Regions from separate parts of the Homo sapiens genome. Here region 2 is linked to region 1. A link is a contact called in ENCODE Hi-C data. All regions are on one chromosome and are shown on one strand. The core of a region is the stretch at or near the end of the contact, and the rest is flanking DNA. Distances in the headings are between cores, read along the strand shown.

What was found. Hi-C counts contacts between places; a loop is a spot of excess contacts on that map. Pooled maps may share reads with other maps.
Region 2: a pooled map shows a loop between it and region 1 (8-fold over the local background). The contact joins two enhancer-like sites. A Hi-C loop is called at or near these places in 2 of 37 single-sample maps with no recorded cell type and 2 of 50 pooled maps.

What each region holds. Positions count from the first base shown.
Region 1 is chr5:74,488,699-74,493,440 of GRCh38, forward strand. All of the region lies in intron 2 of LINC01331 (long intergenic non-protein coding RNA 1331), which reads right to left. Among named protein-coding and RNA genes, the nearest start is that of LINC01331, 46 kb to the right of the region's middle. RefSeq lists enhancers at 2,015-2,074, 2,665-2,714. Within about 2 kb of position 2,238, at least 3 of the 41 ENCODE cell types and tissues checked have a DNase peak (open chromatin) inside an H3K27ac peak, as active enhancers do.
Region 2 is chr5:76,173,701-76,178,442 of GRCh38, forward strand. All of the region lies in intron 2 of SV2C (synaptic vesicle glycoprotein 2C), which reads left to right. It also overlaps the pseudogene RAP1BL. Among named protein-coding and RNA genes, the nearest start is that of SV2C-AS1, 93 kb to the left of the region's middle. RefSeq lists an enhancer at 2,411-2,490. Within about 2 kb of position 2,236, at least 3 of the 41 ENCODE cell types and tissues checked have a DNase peak (open chromatin) inside an H3K27ac peak, as active enhancers do.

The sequences.
Region 1 (4,742 bases), core at 988-3,487:
TCTATCCATTTCTCTATCCCATTGGTCCTCAAACTCTAGCATACATCAGAAGCACCTCAAGGCCCTCACAGTACAATACTTATATGAATGTGTGTGGTTGTGTTCCAATAAAACGTTACTGTGGATACTAAAATTTGTATTTTGTAAAATTTTTACATAATATAAAACAATATTTGTCTCTGATATTTTTAAGCATTAAAAATGTAAAAACTGGCCAGGTGCAGTTGCTCACACCTATAATCCCAGCACTTTGGGAGGCTGAGGTAGGCGGATCACCTGAGGTCAGGAGTTCGAGACCAGCCTGGCCAACATGGTGAATCCCCGTCTCTATTAAAAATACAAAAATTAGCTGGACGTGGTGGCACACACCTGTAATCCCAGCTACTCAGGAGGCTGAGGCAAGATAATCATTTGAACACAGGAGGTGGAGGTTGCAGTGAGCCAAGATCGTGCCACTGCACTCCAGCCTGGGTGACACAGCAAAGCTCTGTCTCAATCAATCAATCAATAAAAATATAAAAACTATTCACAAACTGTGCAAAGAGGGATTTGGCTGGATTTGAGCCCAGGAGGCTTAATTTGCCCAGCCCCTGCTCTAGTCACCAGAGTTGGGTCAGTTCCACTGTTTTGCTGGAACAAACAGTGCTCCTTTAGCTTTTGTCATAGACCCTCAGAGTAAATACAGTCATGCGCTACATAATGACATTTTGGTCAACAACAAACCACATATAGGATGTTAGGCCTATAAAATAATACTATATTTCTACTGTAACACTGTACCTTTTCTATGTTTAGATATGTCTAGGTAAACAAATACTTACCATTGTGTAACAATTGCCTACAGTATTCAGTACAGCAACATGCTATCCAGGTTTGTAGCCTAGGAGCAATAGGCTATACCATATAGCCTAGGTGTGCAGGAGGCTATACTGTCTAGGTTTGTGTGAATACACTCTATGATGTTCACACAACCTAACCACACATTTCTCAGAATGTATCCCCATCATTAAGCAATGCATAACCATACTTAGAAGTGAAATAACTAAGTCATAGAGGATTTACTGGGTATCGCCAATTTGCTCTACAAAGGAATAGTGCAAAATCTGCCTTCTACCAACAATGAATATGAGTTTCTATTTACCTAGATCCTTGACAAACACTTGGTGTTAGCAGGCCTTTTGAAGTTTGTCTGTCTGGTGGATACGAAATGGTGTCTTACTGGTGTGTTCATTTGCATTTCCTTGGTCGTTCATGAGGTTGAGCGTCTTTGCAGTTGTTGTTCACCATTTGCCCTTCCTCTCTATGGAACTGCCCCTTTATACTTTTTCCCATTTTTAAAATTGTTGGTGTGAAATCACTCATATATTTTTGATACCTATTGTTTGTTGAATTTTAGAAATGGAAAAATTTCCCAGTCTGAGTTTTATTTTAAGTTCTATTTACAGTGCTTTGTCATGCAGAAGTTTACTAATTTTTATGTAGTCAGGTGTATAAATCTTCTTTGTTATATGTTCCTTATGTTTCATTTAAGAAATTCCTTTCTGTTCCAATGTCTTCAAATGTTAATCTTCCCTCTTTTTTCTCTAAAAGTTTCTAAGTTGTGATTTTCATATTTAGCTCTCCAATCCACTTGAACCTTATTTTTATACTGGTGAAAGGTATACTCTTTTTGGGTGGGGAGCAATATGGTTAGATAATTGTCTATGTTGATTTGTAACGCCTCCTCTGTTACAGATAAAGTTTAATGTAAATGTAAATGTAAATTTTTTTAATGGAGAAAAAACTTTGCCTAAAGTTTATCCTAGAGGCATAGATATGGGAACAAAGTTAATATGCTACAGGATAAGTAATAAATAATATGAGTTGCTGTGTTGCCGTGATACAATAGCCAAGATATGCGTCAGCAAAGCCAGAAAATGTCTGTTTGAAAGAAAAAAAAATTCAGCTACATGAGTATTTGACATGTAATTTTTTGATGATGCTGAGACAAAATTTGAGCAAAAGCTTTGTAAAAAAAAAAAAAAAAAAAAAGAACCTTCCTCCCACCCCCTGCCAAAACAAGAGATAAAGGAAAGCAAGGTGATCTCTTTAAAAACAAGTGGGGAATCACTGGACAGCTCTCTGTGTTAGTAATAGCAGACATGCAGCAAAAGCATAATCCATGAACCTGACATTGGCTACCCAAACAGAGAAGCAGAAAATCCAGTCGGGCAGACCTGGGCCGTGGCAGGCACTGAAGACTAATGGTGCTGCATGAATGGGCAGAGCTGGTGCCCCATCTGTGTGAAATCAAGAGGGAGTTTCAATTTGGCTTATTTCAGAGAGCTCAATAGGAAGTGAAAATAACAGGCCGTAATGGTCTCATGAAGAATAAAGCACCCCTATATTTCACACCACTACTGAGTTTTGCTAACATATTAGATTGAACTATATGAAATTGTCATTTCTGAAGTTAGAAAAAGAAGGTTGACTATCTTCACTTTCATATAGCTCAACCTAATATAAGAGAAGGATAGTGCTACGTTACATATTTGGGCGTCTCTTGCTCAAAAATGAGTCAATATAATGAAATTCTCCACTCAGATTCAAGGAGGGCACTCACTGGTGTGGGAATTACGGACTCTTCTCCCATATCGTTAGCAGACTGGCAACCCTGGAAGTCGAGTTTTCTCAGGCTAAAGGAGAGAAGTCCTCTGACTCAGAGACTTGGTGACTTCCCTCACCAACCCATCAGGATAACGGTATCAAGAGCATACTTCTAGGTGTTCCTTTGTCTAAAAATCTCCTCCAATGACATGAATAATGCTTTTCTCAGCAATGGCATCCTGTTCTGCTCACTCACACTCTGCAGTTAGATCACCCAGAAAATGAGATAAAACTACTGAAATCAATTAAAAGCATCTGATACACCAGACAAAGCCTCTTGGGTTGTTCAGAAAGAATCAGCAGAGCCAATGATTTCCTCCCATGACATCCAGTGAGAGCACTCTCTACAATAATGTTCTCTAGTCCAGCTCTTCCTGCTATTTCATACCAAACTTGGGGCTCAAGAGTCATATTAGTTCATCTTTCCAGCTGCCAGATGGGCAGTCAGCTTACACTTGGTCACTTTCCAGCTTCTCTAAATATATGTGTTTCTGATGTTATGCAGAATTTCTCATTCTGACACTAGGAAATCAGATTCTATTAGTGTATCAAGGAAATGTGAAGGGACCCAATGGGCTGTGAATCTCTCTGACCAAAATCCTAAAGTACATACATTAGATTAACTACAATCACTTTCAGATTTTCTTGTCTCTCTTTGTTCCCCATATTTTCAACACTTTCTCAGGCTGCTCCCTTAGGATCACAGATAATTAAATAAGAATACCCTAAATGAAAGAAATTGAATTGGAAGCTTTTAGAATTCTCTTCTCATCATCTAATTACATGAATAACATGTATGGGCAGCCTGACTCCTAGCTAATTCCCTCTCTGAATTTTTAGCTCTCATACAATTTGAACAGCAAATCCTAAAACCACAGGGTGGGTATTTTCCACTGCTTTGGTGACATACTTTTTTTTTCAAATTTTCCTGAAGTACACTTTGCCAGAAGACTGCCTTGAGGCTACCCCTGGTCCAGAGAATCTTCAAAAACCACATTGAAACAATTGTTGTTGCTCTTATCCTCTTCAGCATCTTGAGAATGTCCTTTCCCCATCTTTACATCTACAGTCTCCACAGGGAGACTATTAACTTCCCGCAGTGTCCTTTCAGCCAGCCCACGAAAAAGGCCAGGAAGAGCAACACTGTCAAGGCAGCCACATCTGCTCAATTGCACTAATCAAGATTCTGGGGCAGTATGTCATAACTCAGACTGAATGGAGCCAAATCCCATGGTCTGATGATAGAAGAACAAAGAAACTCAGGCTCTCTTACTTTACCCTCACATCACAGAATGCTTGTGTAGCCTCTGGTCTCCAAAATGTGTGGGGACTTCTCCCCTCCAAGCAATTCTCCAGCTGATCCCAGCTGGGTATCCCCTAATTTAACTCAATTCTGACACTGTCTACCTGGAGATGGTGTCAGATCCCCCAGGTTGAGGGCTCAGTCCCACAAGACTGCCCCCGACTTCAGATGCCAATCAAAAGCCCTGGGTTGTTTTACCTGAGCTTCTGAGCAACCACCTATAAATCGGGGGTTTTCATGGCTCCCTTCTTGAGTTTGATTAATTTGCTACAGCAGGTCTTAGAACTCAGGGATACACTTACTTACATTTATCATTTTATGATAAAGGATATTGCAAAAGATACAGATGAATAGCCAGATGGAAGAGACACATAAGGCGAGGTACGGGGAAGAGATGTGGAGCTTCTTTTCCCTCTCCAAGAGCACCATCCTCCAAGAACCTCCACAGATGCAACTGTCAAGAAGCTCTCCAAACCCAGTTCTTTTGGGTTTTTATGGAAGTTTCATTACACTGGCATCATTGATTAAATCATTGGCCATTGATGATCAACTTAACCTTCCACCCGTTTCCGTTTCATGGAGGTTGGGGATGGAGCTGAAAGTCCCAATGTTGTAACCACGCCTTGGTCTTTCCTGTGACCAGCCATCTAGCGGCTCCCAGCCACCAGCTCTCTAATAAGAGAGCAAAAGATACTCTATGTAAAAAATACTCCTATTATTCTGGAGATTCCAAGGATTTTAAGGTCTATGTGTCAGGAAATTGAACAAAGACCAGACATATATTTCAGAATGT
Region 2 (4,742 bases), core at 986-3,485, 1.7 Mb after region 1:
TAGGTCATAAAAGATCTCATTAACATTTATTTTTGATTTTGCAGAAGATTCTAAGAATGCACAGTTGTTCCATTGTCTTGCTAGATTTTGACCTTGTTCCTTCCCTACAACTCTTTCATCTTCCAAGTCACACTTATTACCAACAAGAATCATTGGAACATCATCAGTGTCTTTAACTCGAAGAATCTGTTCTCTCAGGTCTTGTAAATCGTTAAATGTGGACTGTGCTGTGATGGAATAAACTAATGCAAACCCTTGTCCATTTTTCATGTATAAATCCCTCATTGCTGTAAATTGCTCCGTTCCTGCAGTATCCAAGATTTCAAGCATACACTGTTGTGCATCTACTTCAACTTGCTCTCTATAAGAATCTTCTATCGTAGGATCGTATTTTTCTACAAAAATTCCTTGAACAAATTGTACAGTCAAAGCAGACTTTCCAACGCCTCGTGAGCCAAGAACGACTAGCTTATACTCACGCATGATGCAAGCTTGTCAAAACCTAGTACTCTGCGAACCTCTCACGCTGTCACCGGGTCTCTGCAGCCAGCGTCGCCCCGTGCTCCCCGCGGGTCGCTACTCTAGGCGCCACGGCGGTCCTGCCGCTGCCGCGCCGCTCCGGCTGGTTTACACGCCTGAATCTGGGCGAGGTTTTCTCAATCCTATTTTATGAAATCCATCTGCCTCTGGTGTTTATGTTGGGGTGGGAGTTAATAATGAAAGAGCAAAATAATCTCATAATGTACTTGTTCCCATCAGGCCTGCAATGTGTGTCTCTGATGGAACAAGAAAGAGAGAGATCCTGAATCTTCTTTGCCATGGCACTGCCACTCCCACCTCGGGCCCTAAGCACAGACGATGCTATAGACCAGGAATCACCAAGCTTGTCTGTGAAGGCCCAGATAGTGAATACGTCAAATTTTTTAGGCCACCTGTGGTCTCTATCACATTTTCTTCTTTACTGTAGCCATTTTAAAAAATGTAAAAAAGAATGCTTAGCTTGTACGCTGCACGAAAGCATAGTTCGTGGACCCCTGCTACAAACCTGCACATTCTTTGTTACTAGCTAAGAATATGTCTCCAAATGTGGACATGGTCTCCTATCCTGATAAGCAAGGGTCCTCCTGTTCATCTAGCCCAACGCTGATGCTGGAGGCAGGCTTTGGCTCCTGCTTCATGCCCTCTTGGCCAGCACAAGTGCTGATACCCTGTTTACTGCTGTTGCTGTGAATGTTAAAGTCTCAGAGCCAAGAATCTCATGTGTTCTGCTGGCACCCGTGAGCCTGGCGGTCTAACTGACTAAATTTCAGGTAAGGTGAAATCTCAGACCCCTCACAGTTCTTGAGAGAGGCAGAAGGGGAAGGGAAGGAGAGGGGGCATGGTGAGAGATACCAGAAAAAACACTACACGGAAAAGAGATGACCCAAATGAAGAGGTCAGTTCCCCAACCCCTACGCTGGCCTGGTGTTTAAGTCCAGTTTCCATGTTGGCCTTCACAGAATCAGAGCTCTTCTTTGCTAGATAAAGTGTGGGGGAGTCTTTGGCTCCCCCTGGAGGCTAGAGTTTGCCAACGACAGGTAGGACCTGAAACACAATATGAATTGCTCTTTACTGTAAAACAAAAGGAAAGCTGACCATGACGAGATTTTACTCAAATGGCCCAGGGGTTAGGTATAATTCAATTAAAAAGGGAATTTGTCCTTTAAAGTAGGGGGATATATATATATGGCTTTAACTAAAAAGAAAAATGGACACAGAATCTAACAGTGAATGTTTAGGTATTAGTGACAGTCATCATTGTTAAAGTGCAGAGAGAAAATTAGATCTAACACAGAAGAGTAACATGGTGCTAAAATTTCCCCCATATCCCAGACAACTTCCTGTTTGCAGCTCGATGTGCTGATGAGATACTTTTAACACGAATCCTGAGGGCAGTGGACCTTAGAAAAATTATCATCTACAATTGTATGTTAAATTGCTAAGTAATTAAGATGTAAGATCTAGAAAATCACATACAATTTATTTCCAACAGCTGAAATTAGAACTTTCTAAATAAAAGCTAACCATACAACCCAAGGGTTTAACAAGTCAGAGTCTGTTTGGGAAAGCCAGCGTGTGTGTCCCCGAGAGGTGGATTGCAATCAGTAATAAAGGCATGAGTCCAGCCCTGTCAGATCTGTCTGACAGCCCCCACTGCACTCTGTCAGAATCTCCGCATGGGGATGGGTCAGGTTGCAGATGGTGACAGCATCATCCGAAAGTCTATGAGAAAGTGAAGGTAACACAAAGCCCTGGGATCCCTACCTTCCACACTGCTCTGCTTATCTGCACACACAGCTGTGAGGCTCCAGCCAGGCCCCCAGGAGCAATTTGTTATTTGTGACAACCTTGTGTGCATGGTGTTCTCCCTCACCCCCCACCCCAACACACACACAGGGAGCCAAAGTTTACTACGTTTAGTCTAAGTTGGGTTTTGAGATTTAAATGTTCAAGACTTAAGTGATTACCGATGGGGAAAATAGGAAGTGGCCTGGAGGTTCTCAGTTCGGGGGAGAATGGTTGTGCAAATAGAAAACCATGGTAGTGAATCTGCTACCCAGTTTTCTAAGAAGAGCTGCGGTTTTGTTTCATCCTGTCTCAGAGCTTTATTAATCAGCCATATTGTAGGTGACATGCTCCAGGACACACAGAATTTATGTCCTTGTGCTCTTTCCTCTAAGAGCTAATTAATGTATTTTTATTGGTGAGAAAGTTCACTCCACATATTTCTTCTCCTTGCATCATGATCAATTCTCCAATCTTAAAACCAAATCACCCACCACCACCACCCATAAACACCCTCTGCTTCAATCCTGGTCCCCATTTACTTAATTCCTATCTTTCCCCTACTTTTAAAATCTATTCATTAAAACAAAACAAAAGCCAAAAACATCTTTCCTGGGATTGCCTGGAGAAGACTTGACAGGACCAAGAGGGAAAACTTTCTAACCCCCAATCACTGTTTAGTTTATGGCTGGAATTATGGGGGAAAAGTAGAATGAGGTTGCTTTTGATGTTCTTTTGAAATGATTTGCAGCATTGAAAGAAATATTAGCAATTAAGCCATTTTGATTTTCTTTAAAACTGAAAGTAGAGGCCGGCAAGGTGGCTCACGCCTGTAATCCCAGCACTTTGGGAGAACGAGGTGGATGGATCACAAGGTCAGGAGATCGAGACCATCCTGGCTAACATGATGAAACCCCGTCTCTACTAAAAATACAAAAAATTAGCCGAGCACGGTGGCGGGCGTCTGTAGTCCCAGCTACTCGGGAGGCTGAGGCAGGAGAATGGCGTGAACCCGGGAGGCAGAGCTTGCAGTGAGCCGAGATCACGCCACTGCACTCCAGCCTGGGCGACAGAGCGAGACTCTGTCTCAAAAAAAAAACAACAAAAAACAGAAAGTACAGAAGTGTATATATTTAATAATCAATTATATTAATCAATATATTATATATTAATATATACAAATAATATATACAAATATATTAATCTGTATATATGATTCTTAATGCTGTATTTCTTATAGTCTGGGTATCCCAGTGAATGAAATATTTTCAGCAGTGTTTTGGGAAGTACAGAGATCTTCCCTTATATGTTCCAGGACCCGCTAGTGATACCTAGAATCGCAGATAGTACCGTCCCCTATATATACTGTTTTTTCAATATATACATACCCATGGTAAAGTTCAACTTACAAATTCAGCATAGTAGGATATTAATAACAATAACTGATAATAAAATAATAAACTAGAATAATTATAACAATATACTATAATAAAAGTTACCTAAATATGGTATTTCTGTCTCTCAAAATAACTTAATATTTTCAGACCATGGTTGGCTGCGAATAACTGAAACCACTGAAGGCAAAACCGCAGATAAGGGGGAACTACTGTATGCTATTCCAGATATGTGTTATTATGTCCCAAACTATCCAAAATCTTAGTGGCTTTAAACAATAGCCATTTTATTGTATCTCACACTCCTGTGTGACTTTGGAACTTGGACAAGGCTTGGCTAGGTGATTCTTCTGTTCTTGGTGGTTTAAACAGAGGTCACTCAGTGGTATTTTGCTGGAGGGTCTAAGATGACTGACATCTGGGCAGGAATGGCTGAAAGATTGTTTTCTTGTTCTGTTCCTCTAAAATACCAGTTCCTCTTAGATATTTATGCTTTGTTTGTTCACTGTGCTGATATAGAGGAGATTTCTCTGAAAAGAAAACCATACTTTCATTGTTTATAATTATGCTTAAACTTAAGAAGATAAATACATTTTTCATAAGTCTGTTTCTCATGCATTTTGGGCCCAGTGGGGACAGTAGGTGAGAGCACCTATCTGTGACCTCTTCAGCATATCAGTCTCAGGGTAGTCAGATGTACAGATGGGGCCTCAGGGCTCCAAAAGCAAGTGCTATGGTAGACAAGGTGGAAACTGCATGGCCTTTTATTACCTAATCTTGAAAGTCACATAGCATCACTTCTGTCATACACTATTCATTCAAGCAGTTACCCAGAATCAAGGAGAGGCAACATAGACTTCACCTTTTCATGGGAAGAGCATTGCAGAATTTGCAGCTGTGTTGTACAGTCACCAAACATGCACACAGGAGACATCTCCATTCTATTACATGTTAGAGTAAATTTCTTTTCTTTTTCAGGTGTAGTATTTCCAAAATATTGTTCCCACCATTGAGTTTTATAGC